2 separate regions of the Homo sapiens genome follow, and region 2 is linked to region 1. Evidence: chromatin loops called from intact Hi-C (ENCODE). Cell type or tissue: B cell. All regions are shown on one strand. Links, peaks and the distances in the headings refer to the core of each region. The heading gives the core; the rest is flanking DNA.

Region 1 (8,340 bases), core at 104-8,103:
GCCACGGTTCTCGCTCGCGCCTCTTCCTCCACACCTCCCTACAAGCTGAAGGAGCCTGCTCTGGCCTTGGCCAGCCCAGAAAGGGGCTCCCACAGTGCAGCGGTGGGCTGAAGGGCTTCTCAAGCACGCCCAGAGTGGGCGCCAAGGCCGAGGAGGCGCCGAGAGCGAGCGAGGGCGCACGCTGTCACCTCTCAATATGACGTTAATGTACATACTATAATTTCTTTACTCATTTACCCAACGACAGATACTTAGGTTGATTCCATCTCTTGGCTGTTGTGAATAGTGCTGCAATGAAAATGGGAGAGCTCTTCAATGCACTGATTTCAATTCCTTTGGATATAAATCCAGGAGTGGGATTGCTGCATCATATGGTAGTTCTAATTTTGATCTTTTGAAGAACCTCCAAACCATTTTCTGTAGTGGCCAATTCGCATTCTGGGACCACACTTTGAGAACCACTGTCTTTACATGTAAGCAGGGAGAGCACAACTCTGTGGCCTGGTCTTACTGTCTTAATTCTTGACCTTCTGTCCCTCAAATAGGATATTTGCCAACGTATCCATTTTTTTTTTCATGTTCCCCAGGCTGTCATCTAGTAAGTTCTGTCTGCCGGGAACACTCTTCTTTCTCTATTCCTCCAATCTCCTGTACTCCCGTGTTCTGCCTGGTTAATTATCATTCATCCTGCAGGTATCTGTCTATTTGGGTGTATGTTTGTGCATCTATTTTTAAAAAGCAAATTTATTGAGATAGAATTCACATACCATACAATTCACCCATTTAAAGTACACAGTTCAGTGGTTTTCGTAGAGTCACAGATACGTGCAGCTATCACGATCGTCCATTTTAGATGATTGTCACTTCCCCGAAAATAAATCCGTTTGTCATAAGCTATCACCTCTCTGCCTCTCCCTTTTCCACTCCCAACCCTAAGCAACCAGTAATCTACTTTCTGTCTCTATAACTTTCCCTGTTTAGGATATTCATGCAGATTAAATCTTATAGTATGTGGTCTTTTGTGACAGGCTTCTTTCACTTGGCATAATATTTTTAAGGTTCATCCTTGTTGAAGCATGTATCGACATTTTATTCCTTTTTATAGTGGAATGATATTCCATGCCTCATTTTGGTTCTCCATTTGTCCATGTGTAACCCTGGACAATTGGGTTGTTTTCATCTTTTGGCTATTACAAATAATGCTGCTGTAAACATTCTTTTTGTGAGATGGAATTTCACCTTGTAGCCCATGCTGGAGTGCAGTGGCATGATCTCGGCTCACTGCAACCTCCGCCTCCTAGGTTCAGGCAATTCTCCTGCCTCAGCCTCCTGAGTAGCTGGAATTACAGGCGCCCGCCACCATGCCCGGCTAATTTTTGTATTTTTAGTAGAGACGGGGTTTCATCGTGTTAGCCAGGCTGGTCTTGAACCCTTGACCTCAGGTGATCCACCTGCCTCGGCCTCCCAAAGTGCTGGGACTACAGGCATGAGCCACTGCACCCGGCCCTGTAAACATTCTTGTACAAGTTTCTGTGTGGACAGATGGTTTTATTTCTCTTAGATATATATCTAGAAGTGGAATTGCTGGGTCATATAGTAACTCTTGTTTAATTGGTTGAGGAACTACCATCTGTTTTCTAAAGCAGCTGCACCATTTTACATTCCTACCAGCAGTGTGCAAATGTCTAATTTCTCTACATCTTGCTAACACTTGTTATTGTCTGCCATTTTAAAAATCATAATCATCCTAGTGTGTGTGAAGTATTATCGTGGTTTTGATTTGCATTTCCTTGGTGTCTAGTGATGCTGAGCATTTTGTCATGTGCTTTTTGGCCACTTGTATATCTTCTTTGAGGAAGAGTGTATTCAGATATTTTACCCATTTCTGATTGGATTGTCTTCATAAGAGTTCTTTAAATATCCTAGATGCAAGTCCCTTATCAGATGTATGATTTGCAAACATTTTCTCCCATTCTGTGGGTTATCTTTTCACTTTACTGGTGGTGTCCTTTGAAACATAAAAGCTTTTAATTTTGATGAAATGTAATTTATCTATTTTTTTCTTTTGTTTTTCATGATTTTGTTGTCATATCTAAGAATCTTTTGCCACATCTAAGGTCATGAAGATCTACCTCTATTTTCTTCCAAGGGTTTTATAGCTCTTGCTCTTACATTTAGGTCTTCGACCCATTTTGAGTTAATTTTTTGGAGATGGTTTGGGTAGAGGATCCAACTCCATTCTTTTGCATGTAGCTATCCTGTTATCTCCACACCATTTGTTGAAAAGACTGCCCTTTTCCCATTGAACGATCTCAGCACCCTTGTCAAAAATCAATTAACCATGGGTATATGGATTTACTTCTGGACTCTATTCTATTCCATTGATTTATGCATGTTTCCGTGTGCCAGCACCACATTGTCTTGATTACCCTTTCTGCTTAAATGTTGTTACAGTATTTCATCAAATGCATTGTGATCTTGCAGATGTTAAAGTGTAAAAAGGAAGGATCAGTGTTTCTTGTATCCCAATGCCTGAGATGTTAAGGTCTTAGGATTGATTAAACGCATGTGTCTGGGAAAACTTTCTTTATCCCGATAGACTAGATTAATCCTCTGCTCTGTGTCCCTGTTTCACCCAGGACTCATCACAGCATTTATCATACTATTGTGACTGTTCCTCTTAAAGCCAGCGGTTCTCAAAGTGTGGCCCACAGACCAGCAGTATCACCCTCACTTGGGAACTTGTTAGACATGCAAATTCTCAGACCCCCACCCCAGCCCACTGAATCAGATACTCTGGAGGAGGGGCCCAGCCATGTGTATTTTATCAAGGCCTCTGAGTGAATCTGACACACACCGAGGTTTGAGAGCCCCTTGATTCAGAAGGTCTGTGAGGGTAGAAAGCACACCTATCTGCCCACCATTGTGTCCCTAGCACTTGGCATGGTGCCTGGTATGGATTAACAATCAATAAATGTTGAATAAATAAATAAATGAACGAAGTGCCGTGACTTGCCCAAGGTCATATGGACAGTAGGTGAAAGCTGAGAGCTACATCACCTCTTTCTGTCTTGGTTGCCGGGCTTATGGTGTGAGGTTGACAGGAATATCCTAATTCATTCAACAAGCATTTGTTAAAGAATTACTGCGTTCTCAACATTTTGCAAAATTTGGCCAAATGCTCTAGCTTTGGTAATAAAATGTGAGGCATCAGTAGATAACTTTGTAGGATCATTAGAAGCACTTCAGGTTCAGAAAGAATTGGGGAAAGTTAGACTTTATTAAACAGCAGGGGGAGCTTTGTGAAGAAGAAAGCAGCCCATGTTGTAGGGCAAGCCAACCCAGCATAAGGACACTTATTTATTTAAGAATAAATTGGTTCAAAGCCGCTTTTACACTCAATTCCTATAGACACACCCTTCTTCCTATTGGATTTCATTATCTGGACATTCTCTTTACACAGGCTTAATAAAATCACTCTTAAGATAACAACAAAGCTTTAAAGAACATATTTGTGAAAAAAACAACAATATTCTAATATTCTGAAATAATAAAAAATTCAGCTAATCACAAAATAAATGCATGTCACTGGGGTTATATATGTTTTATATTAGGCATATTATGCCTAATAGTTTTAAGTTCTAATGAGGCAAAAAAGGTGAAAGGTTAACTAAACAAAGGACATTGTTCTCCTTGATTTTTGAATGGTTATATGGATTCTGAGGATGTGTTTTCATAATTATTAGAACATCGATGCTTTTCTTTTAAATCTTTGAGAGTATTTAAAGTGCATTCTAAACAATGTTTGGCACAGTAGTAGGAAACCACTCCTGTAAATTTTATTAGATTGCTTTGGGAAGGTACAGGTTATCAGAACAGAGGAAACCGAGTTATGCAGAAGACAAAACACACTGTTTATGGCCAACTTCTGCATCCCCACAAAACACACTGTTTATGGCCAACTTCTGCATCCCCACAGAGTCTCATTACTAAGCAAAAGCCTTCCTCAATCATCCAACTTTAATTTTATAACACTGTTTTAATAGAAATCCACATTGTATCCTGCTTTATTGGAAGTGGGTCTCATTTTGATGGAGCCAGTCCTTTGCACAAGGTTTCCCCTGAAACCTCCTGAGACTTTTATCAGTGTGCAAAGGAGACAACCTACAGCTGTTTTGTGTGAATTGGCTGCTGTTAAAACAAGACAGGCAATAAAAAGAGAAGGCAAATTTAAAGCTGTAAAGCAAAGACTTTGAAATCAGAGTGCAGTGCCAGCCAGTCATTCTGGAAATATTTTAATCATTCAATAAGAAAAAAAGGTTTTCTCTAGAGTGGATGATTCTACAAAATTTTTCAACTATAAGCTTTCAACTTCAATGGAGATGGAACAAATGAGTGGATTTATTAGTCATATGACTTCAAACAAGTTATTTAGCCCATCCATGCCTCAGTTTCCTGATTTTTAGAATGGGGATAGTAATCAATAGCACTTACCTTGCAAGCTGGTTGCGAGGGCCGCACATGTACAGAGCTTGGCAGAAAGCCTGGCAAACATTCACCGTCCAGTAGATGTTTGCCACTATGTGCAATTGTTTTCTTTGATGCTCATGTTCACAATCTCTTATCTGCATTTCCCAAATCCAAAAAAAGCTCTGCAAACCCCAAACTTGCTGGTACGATCTGTTCTGAATTGACAGGAGGCTGATGGGAGGCTTTTTTTTTTAAATACCATTTGGGATAAATTTTATATGTTTTGTAGTACAGATATTAATGTATTTACCCTTCTAAAATCCAAAATGTTCTAAATTCCAAGCCACTCTAGCCCCAGGGGTTTCAAATATATGATTTAGGGCCTATTTCTACAAGATGCCAATGCGACTCAGAGAAAAATGAACAAACAGTGGATTCATAGATACCTGGATTTGAATCCAGATGTGGTCATCTACCTTGTGGGCCTTGGGCAAGCAACTTAACTTCTCTAAAGGCTCAAGTGATTGATACACAATTCCTATTACTGCACAGGGTGCAAACTTCTTCATATTCTTGCACCTCCACTCACAACGGTATCTTTCCCTTCATTCGTCCTTACAACCAACCACTTTTGGGGATTGCCACATACCTGGTTTGTTCAAGGCCACTCTCCCACTGCACCCTTAGCTAACTATACCACAGGTGAACTGCGTATGAGCCAATGAGAAAGTTCTGTGGATTCCAAGAAGGGAGGGAATGATTCAGAGGAAGGAATTGGGTTGATACATTTCTGATACCAGCTAACAATCAACTGGGATAAATTCCCAAAGGGCTGCTGCCCCACAGGTAATTTGCACCAAGGTAAAAATGGTTAACAGCTCAAGGTGGTGATGGGTTTAATTCATTTGCAAATTAGAAAGGGAAAAAGTAGAGTCTCACCTCACCATGTCATTGCTGGCTGCCAAAAGATTGGAGAATGTGGGAAAGGCAAGATCCAGAGGTGGTTCATTGGCCTGGACTGATTTATTAGAGAGGTCGCTTTAGGCCAGAAAACCTCAACCCTGACTCCTCAGCCAGCACCTTAAACAATGCCCATCCAAGGCAAGCAGATCGCTTGAGCCCAGGAGATCAAAGCCAGCCTGGGCAACATGATGAAACTCCATCTCTACAAAAAATACAAAAATTAGCCGGATGTGGTGGTGCACGCCTGTGGTCCCAGCTCCTCAGGAGACTGAGGTGGGAGGATCGCCTGAATCCAGGGAAGTCAAGGCTGCAGTGAGCTGTGATTGGGCCACCGCACTCCAGCTGGGGTGACAGAGTGAGACTCTGTCTTAAAAAAAAAAAAAAAAAAAGAAAAAAGAAAAAAAAGAAAAGCCAGGTCCCTGTTCAGATCAACTGGATCAGAATCTCTGGTGTGGTGTGTGCAGGGGCGGCGGGGGCAGGGGGTGGGCTGGGGGTGTGCAGGCAGATGTCAGTAGTGTAAAAAAATCTCCAGGTGATTCTATATTCAGCTTGGTTGCCACCTGCTCACTGAAGACACCTGGGAGTTTTAGGAAATAAGTACTGATGCCCAGGTCCTCCCCCAGAGATGCTGAGCCAACTGGCTTGCATATAAATGGCCTGGAATGTGATGGATCATCAGGATTTTTTTTTTTTAAAGTCCAGAGTGATTCACAGTGATCCAGGTTATCTCCCAATGTGCAGTATTCATTTCTCCTCACAACTAGGTTTCCTGGAATTTTTATCAAGAATTCCAGCTGCCGTAACAATAATGTTCAGATAATACAATTTGAAAGTTTATTTGGTTCTTTACTGAAAATTCACCTTTTCAGGAAAAGATTTAATTTTTGAAGTGCCTTAAATAGGCTGGGCAGAGTCTAGTGAAAATTGAAAACACAACTGACAGCCATTGAATTGATTACCTGCCTGGGTATTTTTCTCATTACCAAGAATTACTATTATCAGATGAAGGAATGGAGAATACAGAACATGATTCATGATTGTTTTAAGTAAGTCTGCAAGGTTAGTGTGTATCACATACATGATGTACCTTTACATATTACTATATGTTTCATGTTTGAGAATGTCTTATTTTTCACTGGCAGCTAAATAGTTGATTGACATCCCTGCCTTTATGGCACTTCACCAGGTACCTGAGACTCCAGAAGTGAGGTGACAAACCCTGCCTCTCAGAGCTGAGCAGTGACTGAGCAGTGGAGACTGAGCTCACTTACTCTGCACTTTCTCATCATTCCATGACTTTGCTTTGCATCTACTGTTGGCAGCTGGAAGGGCCAAGGGTCCTTGCATTGCCCTGACCTTCAAGGGCTCCGGATTTCCTGTGAGAGATGTCCAAGCTCCTTATCTGGGCATGCACAGCCTTGTTGGATCATCAGCCTCTTCTCCTGCCCAGCCCCAACCATGCCAGCCACGTCGGGCTGCTCCCTGCTCCTCCAAGGCCTCTCCTGGCCCCTGCACCTTTGCCACTCTCCACCTGTGGTGCATATAAATACCTCTTTGGGGAAAATAAGAATTAAAGCCCTAGTCCCTCTATGATCCAACAGAAGTGTACTCGGTTTGCTTGAGAGAGCCCTGGTTTGTATCAATATATGTCGGCACTTTAGCTTTCCTAGCGCAGGAGTGTTTTATATTTATTTTGATAAAAACATAATTCAGAATATTAGGTGAGCCTTTTAGGGAGCTTCGATTTATTCAATGCATTGGTGAACTCCAGAGTTGACATAAATGTGCTCTTTTGGGTGAGAACTCATCCTGCCTCTCGTTTGCAGGACCTAATGAGATAGAATTATAACGTAATTTTTTTTTAAGACAGAGTCTTGCTCTTGTCGCCCAGGCTGGAGTGCAATGGCATGATTTCGGCTCACTGTAACCTCTGCCTCCTAGGTTCAAGCAATTCTCCTGCCTCAGCCTCCCAAGTAGCTGGGATTACAGGCACCTGCAACCATTCCCGGCTGTTTTTGTATTTTTAGTAGAGACTGGGTTGGCCAGGCTGGTCTCAACTCCTGACCTCAAGTGATCCGCCCACCTCGGCCTCCCAAAATGCTGGGATTACAGGCGTGAGCCACTGTTCCTGGCCAATTTTTTTTTACATATAAGAATCCTTTCCATCCGGTCAAAACTCTAACACTCACTGAATGGTCATTGCGGAGTTTAAGAGGGAAATCCACTTAGAGCATGAAGGACCGGCCTGATACCCTGGGCCTTCTGATTTCTGGTTTTGAGACATGTTCTTTGCAGAGAGTACTCACTCCTTCTTCCTCTGTCTTCTCCTTGACTTTATTTCTTTCTGTGGGCTTTATGTCAACTAGGTCAGGCTCCAAAATCCCCAGATAATTGCTTTATTTTAAAAATAAAACGTAATTGGTGGTACACATGAACATAAAGATGGAGAAAATAGACTCTGGGGACTCCAACGGGATGGGAGGCTGGGTTGAAAAATTACCTACTGGGTAAAATGTCCAATATGTGGGTGATGAAGACACTAGAAACCCAACTCCCACCATTATGCATGTAATACCCATGTAATGAACAAGCACATGTACCTCCTGAATCTGAAATAAAAAAATAAAACACAACTGGTATTTGACAGGCAGTGTGGTCAGAATACAACTGGTATTTGACAGGCAGCTTGACAGGCAGTGACAGGCAATGGTAAGCATACAGAGCTGAACTCAGCCAGTTTGGGTTCACAGCCTGGTTCTGCCACTGACTACTTCTATGATTGTGGCAGTGAACTTAATTTCTTTTTGCTTCAATGTGTGTGCATGCGTGAGTGTATGCGTGCATGTGTGTGTATGTAATGTAGGCTTCAAGCTCTAAGCTCTAATGAATTGAAAGTTCCCAAGGTGG
Region 2 (8,340 bases), core at 63-8,062, 340 kb after region 1:
GGGAGAGGCAGATTCCCGGGCCTCACCTTCAGAGTTCAGATTCAATAAGTCCACAGTGGTGCCCAGGAATCTGCTTTGTAAACAAACTCCCAGATCACTCTGATCTACCTGGATGGAAATGACACCTGGTGCTGCAAGTTCTCATCAGGCAAAGAGGCACAAAATCATTACCAACATTTGTTGGTCTAAAAAGTATAAGATAAACTATAAAATCATGCACTGATTCAGTTCTGTTGGCTTCAGCAAATTGCTTAATCTCTTTGATGTTCAGTTTTCCAATCTGTGAAATAATGTGTTATGGCAAGGTTGTCCAACCGGCGGCCTGCATGCGACCCAGGACAGCTTTGAATGTGGCCCGACACAAAATGGTAAACTTTCTTAAAACATGACGGGATTTATGCACGGATCTTTTTCTTTTCTTTCGTTTTTTTTTTTTCACTCATCAGGTATCATTAGTATTTGTATATTTTATGTGTAGCCCAAGACAATTCTTCTTCTTCCAATGTGGGCCAGGGAAGCCAAAAGGTTGGACACCCCTGTGTTATAGGACAATTGTAAAATTAAATAAAGTACATAAACCGTGTGGCATAGCGTCTGACACTCCAGACACTCCAGACAGTTATTCCACAGAGAGTAACCATAATTCTTGATGCTATCACCATCCTCATTATTAATTGCCTCCTTTAGGAAGCCCATCATCCCGAGGCTGGCTGAGGCGCCTGCCCATGGGACCCCCAAGGCCTCGTGCTTCCCTGTGTCACAGCATTGCCTATTGAGTCAATTCAATCCCTTTCATTTTTCTTAACATGTTGCTGATTTTTCCTTGCAAGGGCTATGTGTGATGTAGTAATTATTAAATTTCACTGAGCGTGGCTATTTCCTCCTGTTTTACCTGCTAGAATGAACTAAGCCTAGTGCATAGTAGATACCCAATAAACGTTTGTTTATCTTTTCATCATGTCTTCAGGGCAACGGGAAAAGGTGGAACTCAGTGACTGGTTTCTGCTGTATTAAAGGTCTGCGAGTCAAAGTGTGGCCAATGGACTAGCAGGAGCCACATGGCCTGGGACCTTATCAGAAAGGCAGATGCTCAGGGCCCACCCCAGACCCTCTGGCAAGATCTCTAGGGGACGCTGATCTATCAAGTCTGAGAAGCACCCCTGAAAGAGGCATTCCTTTCCAAAGAGGCTACTCCCTCCATAGGCAAAATAACAAATGCCCAGAGCCTTGTGGAGGAGGAGATTATCCCAGCACTGCTCTGGGAGGGCTGGGAAGGAGGTGCAGAGGCTTCTGCTGTGGGCCGAGGGCAGAATGTCCTGGTGAAACCACCACTGGCTTAGAACTCAGAAGAATGATTCTAGATCCTTGAGGGATAGCATTAGGAGACATACCTAATGTAAATGACCAGTTAATGGGTGCAGCACACCAACATGGCACATGTATACATATGTAACAAACCTGCACATTGTGCACATGTACCCTAGAACTTAAGGTATAATAATAATAATAAAAAAAAAAGGAACTCAGAAGAGCTGGGGTTTAAGTACAGCTCCAAGACCAAGAAACTTTGTTACTCTTCCTAAGACATTTAGCTTTCCTGAGCCTCAGTTTTCTCATCTGTAGAAAGGGAGTATTGCCCAGAGTATAGATCTGTAATGAGAAGTAAATAGATTAATAACTACACAGCTCCATGCAAGGTGCTGAGGGGACCTTAGGGTTGAAATCTAGCCTGAGGCCTGCCCTGGTGTGGGGCTGATTCACTCTAGAGGAAGGGGCATCCTCTACAGGGCACTTTTTCTAATTTTACAAAGTCTCCATATAGGTCAGCAGAAGGCCTGAGTATAAAGTAGCCCCCGTACAGTCCTTGATGCATCAGAGGAGATCAGCAAATGTAGTCTTGATTCTGAGACAAACATCATAATACATTCCCCACCTCTGCCATAGGTTGTTTGGAGGGTCAGACAGGATCACGTGAACGTGCTTTGTAAATTGCAAAGTACCTTATATAGCTGCAGTGTTGCTAATAGGGCTTTCACCACACTTCTGAAAATCCACCTATCCTGATGCTTTCCAGCCTGGGGTGGGAAGGTAGAAGCCAAAAAAACAACAGAGAGTGTTTAATATGTGGTGGTACTATCATAAGTAAGCAGTGGAAAAGAGCAGAGGTGATTGGAAAGTGAATCAAGTAATAGAGCAGAGAGGCTTGCGAAAGACTTCCATGGCGGTTCTCCATGCTTGCAACAAAACACCACCACAAAATGCTCCAGGAGAGGTTTCTAGGTTTCAGTGTATTGTTCTGATGCACACCGCACTACATCGGTATTGAAAACTAGTGACTGGGGCCGGGTGCAGTGGGTCAAGCCTGTAATCCCAGTACTTTGGGAGGCCAAGGCGGGCGGATCACGAGGTTAGGAGTTCAAGACCAGCCTGACCAACATGGTGAAACCCTGTCTTTAAAAAAAGTACAAAAATTAGCTGGGCGCAGTGGCATGCGCCTGTAGTCCCAGCTACTTGGGAGGCTGAGGCAGGAGAATCGCTTGAACCTGGGAAGCGGAGGTTGCAGTGAGCTGAGATTGTACCACTGCGCTCCACCGTGGGCAACAGAGTGAGACTCTGTCTCAAAAAACAAAAAAAAAAAGAAAGAAAACCAGTGGATGATCTAGGAGTCTGAAAACCTGCGTCCTTTGCTTTTAACTGCCTGAGGAAGACATCTAACCTTCCTGGGATTTTGTCTCTTTACCTCTAAAGATCCTAGAATAAAAATGCCTCCTTTCCCTTGATTCCTGGGATAAAAATGCCTCCTTTCCCTTGACAGCACCTCACTGAATAAATGGTTTTGCATCTATCTGATGCATGATATTTATTAATTGTTGGAGGATACACACTACTTCTTGCCTTTCTAATGATGATGGTGGCTGCTCCTGCTGGGAAACACACAGAGCTCTCTGCTTGCTGACTTATTTCTGCAGCTAGACTGATTGAGATGCAGTGTATTCATAAAACTGTCTCTGTTGATGGAGTGGAAGAAGCAAAAACGACCAGTTCCAGAGAACAAGGAAAATAAACCCAAACCGTGAATGTCACAGAGCCATAAAACCCAAGAGGGCTGTATTTCCAAACCTGACACAGCCCTGGCTGATGACTTCAGACAAGGAAAGAAAAAGCAAAGATGACTTCTAAAGTTGGTCCTTGTGCCGTATGGCTGTAGCCGACACACGGAATAAGTGTGGACTAAATAAATACACCTCTAACCTCTCTTCTTACCACCACAAATGAACTTTTTTTTTTTTTTTTTTTTTTTGAGACGGTGTCTCTCTCTGTCGCCCAGGCTGGAGTACAGTGGCGCGATCTCAGCTCACTGCAATGTCCGCCTTCTGGGTTCAAGCAATTTTCATGCTTCAGCCTCCTGAGTAGCTGGGATTACAGGTGCTCGCCACAACGCCCAGCTAATTTTTGTAGTTTCAGTAGAGATGGGGGTTTCACCATGTTGGCCAGGCTGGTCTCAAACTCCCAACCTCAAGTGATCCCTTCATCTCGGCCTCCTGAAGTGCTGGGATTACAGGCATGAGCCACCGCGCCAGGCCACAAATGAACTTTTTAATCAGCACCTGCTATAGAGGCCCATTTGTAACTGCTGCTGTATCGGCAGTTACTTGTCAATGAGCACAGCACTTAGTGCCCAATGAATAAAGGTGTTGCAAAATTTTCTCAGTCATTTGCCAACTAGTTGCAGTGAGTTGGAATTACTTATCTCCTTTAATTACTTAACCTTAGCTATAGGTACTCCACCTGAAGATGGTGGACTATAATAAAGGGCCTATTGGCAGTATATCTGGAACAGAAATGAGAGTCTAGCATCACTAATCTACTAAATCAGATTCCCCTTGGCTGCAAGAAAGAGGTCAACAGGAGCTCCATCAGTTCCTTCAGAACACGAGGCCCGCCTAGGGATGATCACTCGCCTGGCGTTTTGCCTTGGTCAAAGGCAAAATGTGCTGACTGACCCCTTGTGGTGAGAGGGATGATGTTGAGAGAAACAAGAGTAATGAAAAAAATGTTATTTTTGTGAAATGCCCCAAACCTGGCTTTCCCTTCCAAGCCAGGTCAGCATGTGAAAACCACAGCAGACATCTGGCCTCCGTGAGGACCGTCCTCAGATCTGGAATCATAACCTCAAGGGCCATGATAACATACACAACCCTGGCACCCTCAGCTGACTTAGTTTCAGAGCCGCTTTCTACAAAGAAACATTAAATTTAAAAAAAAATTTTACTAGACAAATAATAATTGTAGATATTCATGGGATGACATTTTGATACATATTTGTAATGTGGGATGATTAAATCAGGCTAATTAACAAATCCATCACCTTACATACTTATCATGTTTTGGCAGTGAAAACATTTAAAATCTTCTGTCTTGGCAATTTTGAAATATACAATCCATTATTAAATGTACCCTGGGAAGATGGCCATGAGTAGGGAAGGACTGGAGAGGAGAGTCACTCTCCAGCTAACTGAGTCACTTAGGCACGTCACCCTTGCAGGGCATGTAATTCAGTTAGTTTTTTTTTTTTTCTTCAATAAAATTACACAGTATTCATTGCCAGAGAACTGCTCTCTTTTCTTTTTCCTTTCTTTCTTTTTTTTTTTTTTTTGAGACGGAGTCTTGCTCTGTCACCAGGCTGGAGTGCAGTGGTGTGATCTTGGCTCACTGCAACCTCCACCTCCTGGGTTCAAGCAATTCTCCTGCCTCAGCCTCCTGAGTAGCTGGGACTACAGGCACGCGCCACCACGCCCAGCTAATTTTTGTATTTTTAGTAAAGACAGGGTTTCACTATGTTGGCCAGGATGGTCTTGATCTCTTGACCTCGTGATCTGCCCACCTTGGCCTCCCAAAGTACTGGGATTACAGGCGTGAGCCATCGCGCCCAGCCCAGGAAACTGCTCTCAAAGAGTCAAAATGGTAGATGTCCTTCTAATCATGGAACAAACACCTGTTGAGAGGATCAGTAAGTATTTTGTGAGAAATTATAAATCACCTATATAAAAACACATCATATTGTTTATGTCTGCAGCCATGGACTGGTGCTGCTGCTCCTAGGGAGACCGGAAGAGAAGAATGCCCTTCAATTGATCACTGTGCTGTTGAACCTGGGCCTTCTGCAGGACAGGCATAAAGGAGGGTGAGAAATGCAGAGATGGAGAGATGAAAGGATCATTCATTCATCCAAGCAGATAGGGAATCAAATCAAAGTCACCACGTCATCAGGGTGAGCATCGACACATTCATCTGCTCTCAAAACATGCAAAACAGGAGATAGACGTATGAAGTTTGAAAGTAAATTGAGATCATATAAAAGAAAATACTGAGCTGGATGTGGCAGATCTCGCCTGTAGTCCCAGTTACTTGGGAGGCTGAGGCAGGAGGACTGTTTGAGCCCAGGAGTTGGAGATCAGTCTGGGCAACATCGAGAGACCTTGTCTCTAAAAAAATTTTAAAAAATTAGCTGGGAGTAGTGGCGCATGCCTATAGTCCCAGCTACTTGGGAGGCTGAGGTGGGATGATCATTTGAGCCCAGGAATTTGAGGATGCAGTGAGCTATGATCATGCCACTGCACTCCAAGTTGGACAACATAGTGAGACCGCATCTCAACATACACTCCCCAAAACTATATATATATATATATATATATATATACACAGAGAGCTATTAAGAGGTAGAATATTCATGGTGACAGTGTAAGTTCAAGCTAGATCCATAAATACTTTAAAGGAAAAACAAGGATGGCTGCAGCTCATCTCTTACCTTGCATCTCTTGGATGCAGGATGATATTTATTCACTGTTGGAGGTCACACTCGTATTTTTTGCATTTACAATGATGTTAATGGCTGGTCTAACTGTCTGTAGTTGGTGTGTGTAAGAGCATGCCTGTTTCCTTCCAAAATTCTTAGTGTACGGCCTGAGAACTACGGCTGGACCATGAGTTTGACCAATATGGATGACTGTCATGTTCTAACTGCTACTCTTTAAAGGGGTTGCTTTTACATCTAGGTTATCATGTTTCCTTCAAACACTACAGAATACAGGGGAATCAGGGTTAATTTATGGCAGAACTTAGAACTGGAGAACATTTTGCTAACTTCCCTAAAATGCAAGTATCCTGCTATGAAGATACAGGCAAAAGATCATCAAACTCCTCCTTCAGCAACAGGGCTTCTCTCCCTCACAAAGCCTCCTGTTCAGCATTAGCTAAGGACTCAGCAGGGAACACATCAGATTAAATCCCTGCCCTCATGAAACTTACCCCTGGGATGTTTAGAAAATATGCAAAAGGAAGGAAGCTTGGTGCCCTTTGCAATTTCATGTTGATGTTGGACATGCCCCAGTTTATTTATACATCCAGTTATAAATCCATCGAACAGCATTACTGTCCATCTTATTCACAGGAACAATTGAGAGACATGCTTGGCTGAAATCAAGCAATTGCTGCTAAAAAGTGCACAAAAGATGCTAACTTCCTTCTACAAAGTTAAATCCTTCCTCGTGACATTCACAGCTCTCCACAGTTTCACCACAATCCACTTTTCAGCCCCAATTTTCCTTACTACACCACAAGAATCCTACATCCCTGCTGATAGGACTATTTGCTATTTCTTGAACATAATAAGCCTTGTACCCACGTGCCTGTGTGTCCTTTGCATCTTGTTTAAGAACAACCTCCTCCTCCAATCCTACCTGTCAAAATCCCACTCATCTTTAAGGCTTGTCTTAAATAACTCCTCCTTAATGATGCTTTTTCTTGATTCCTCCAAAAGGATTTGACTTGTTATACTTGAATTTATTTAGAGCCATGTTTACATCTCCTCCTATTAAACATTTTCTGTAGCTTATCACAGCCTGCAGCTCCTCCCGCTGATGGCCTTAACCATTTTTGTACATTGTATGAGGGCTGGCAGAACACCTTGCACATAGCAGGCATTGAAAACATAAGTGCTGAGTGAATTAAATCTCCAACCTAACAGTGCTACAAAAAAGACAGGTATTTTGCTACGCTCTTTGCCCTGGTTATAGAAATCAGAGCAGAAAGCATCCTTTAAAAACTGTTTTAATCAACAGATAGTCCTTGTATGCACTGCAGAAAAAAAACTTCTGCATTTTGAGAATAGAAACAAGACTGGAAAAACATGGAGAAATGGGTAGAAAAGTGAGTATAAAAAGTAAAATCAGCTAACTCCCCCATTCGTTCTGTGTTGTTTCCATTTTTTATTTTTTGTATGAGTTTTGACATCTTAAAAACCTTTCTGGCTGGGGAGACTGTCCCTCCTGGGGCTGACCAATTCTCAGAGTTAGCAAGGGCCAAGTCAGGAGCAGCCCTTTGATATGGAAACAAGCCAGTCCAGAGCCAGACTTCCTCTATCAGGCCTGTCCACCCCAGGATGCATTATTCCTCTGCCTTAATCATCCCATGGCCAGGTACCAGGCAACTATAGAACATTTGTATAGCTTAGAGCCTGCTGACACCATGCAAACTAGCCAGTCCTAAAGTGCTCTGTCTGCCCTGCTTTGCCTTTCTGCAGAAACCCCAATAAACACTCTGGCCTCGGCTTTCCCCTCTCCTTGCTTTCTGCCTCCTGACCACCCTGAGGCTTCCCCATGTGCCCTGTGTGGTGAGCCGTGCCTCCTGTCTCTAGGGCCCGTGAGTATAATAAACCTTATGGCTGCACTTGACCGACCATCTCACAAAGAACACAGAACACCTTCAAATTATCAGTTACCAAGAGAGACTTCTATGCAAACATTCATTTTTTTTCCATTTAAAGGCATAGATAAAGTCCAAGCTCACAGTGGTCTAATCTTTGGTTTTATTGCACTGGGATTACTGGGAGGGAAGGCAGGGACAGAGGCAGAAGTAGCCAGGTGGTTCTGGAGGGTTGGAGAGGAGGACATGGAGGGTTGGGAATGTGGGGATCAATGGGGGAGAGAGAGCATCAGAGAAAAACAGAGACACATAATGAAATTACGCAGCAGCATGTGACTGTAGAACAGTGAAAAAGTCCACAAAACTAGAGAGATAGCTATAACCAGGAATATTGGTCAAGCATGGAGAGAGGATTCTTGTTACACAGGTACACATGCTGGGGCTGAAAATAACACAGGTCATGGACACCATTTGTCAGGCAAAGTTGTAGTAGCGAATACTTTGGTAACATTGAAATGAGCAATCAACTAAGTTCTGAGAATATATTAAGTTTCCTTGTATTTTGAATTCTAACCACTGTGCAAATAAGTCCTGGGTAGGTGTGTATTATCAGTAGGACTTGTTTTCAAGGATAAG

Evidence for each region. Peaks named below come from ENCODE experiments on the same cell type or tissue, not always from the same donor. Only the 100,000 strongest peaks of a DNase experiment are listed, where the experiment ranks them.
Region 2: a loop joins it to region 1, with 4 times the contacts of the local background. A loop is called at or near these places in 3 of 110 quality-filtered maps.

What each region holds. Positions count from the first base shown.
Region 1 is chr6:13,533,227-13,541,566 of GRCh38, reverse strand. No RefSeq gene overlaps it. Among named protein-coding and RNA genes, the nearest start is that of SIRT5, 37 kb to the left of the region's middle. In B cell, for the core only: CTCF peaks have their summits at 3,068 and 3,271 (motif pointing right); DNase peaks (open chromatin) are centred at 1,786 and 3,286.
Region 2 is chr6:13,190,719-13,199,058 of GRCh38, reverse strand. All of the region lies in intron 7 of PHACTR1 (phosphatase and actin regulator 1), which reads right to left. Among named protein-coding and RNA genes, the nearest start is that of TBC1D7, 130 kb to the left of the region's middle. RefSeq lists a silencer at 3,900-3,989. In B cell, for the core only: a CTCF peak has its summit at 3,981 (motif pointing left); a DNase peak (open chromatin) is centred at 3,978.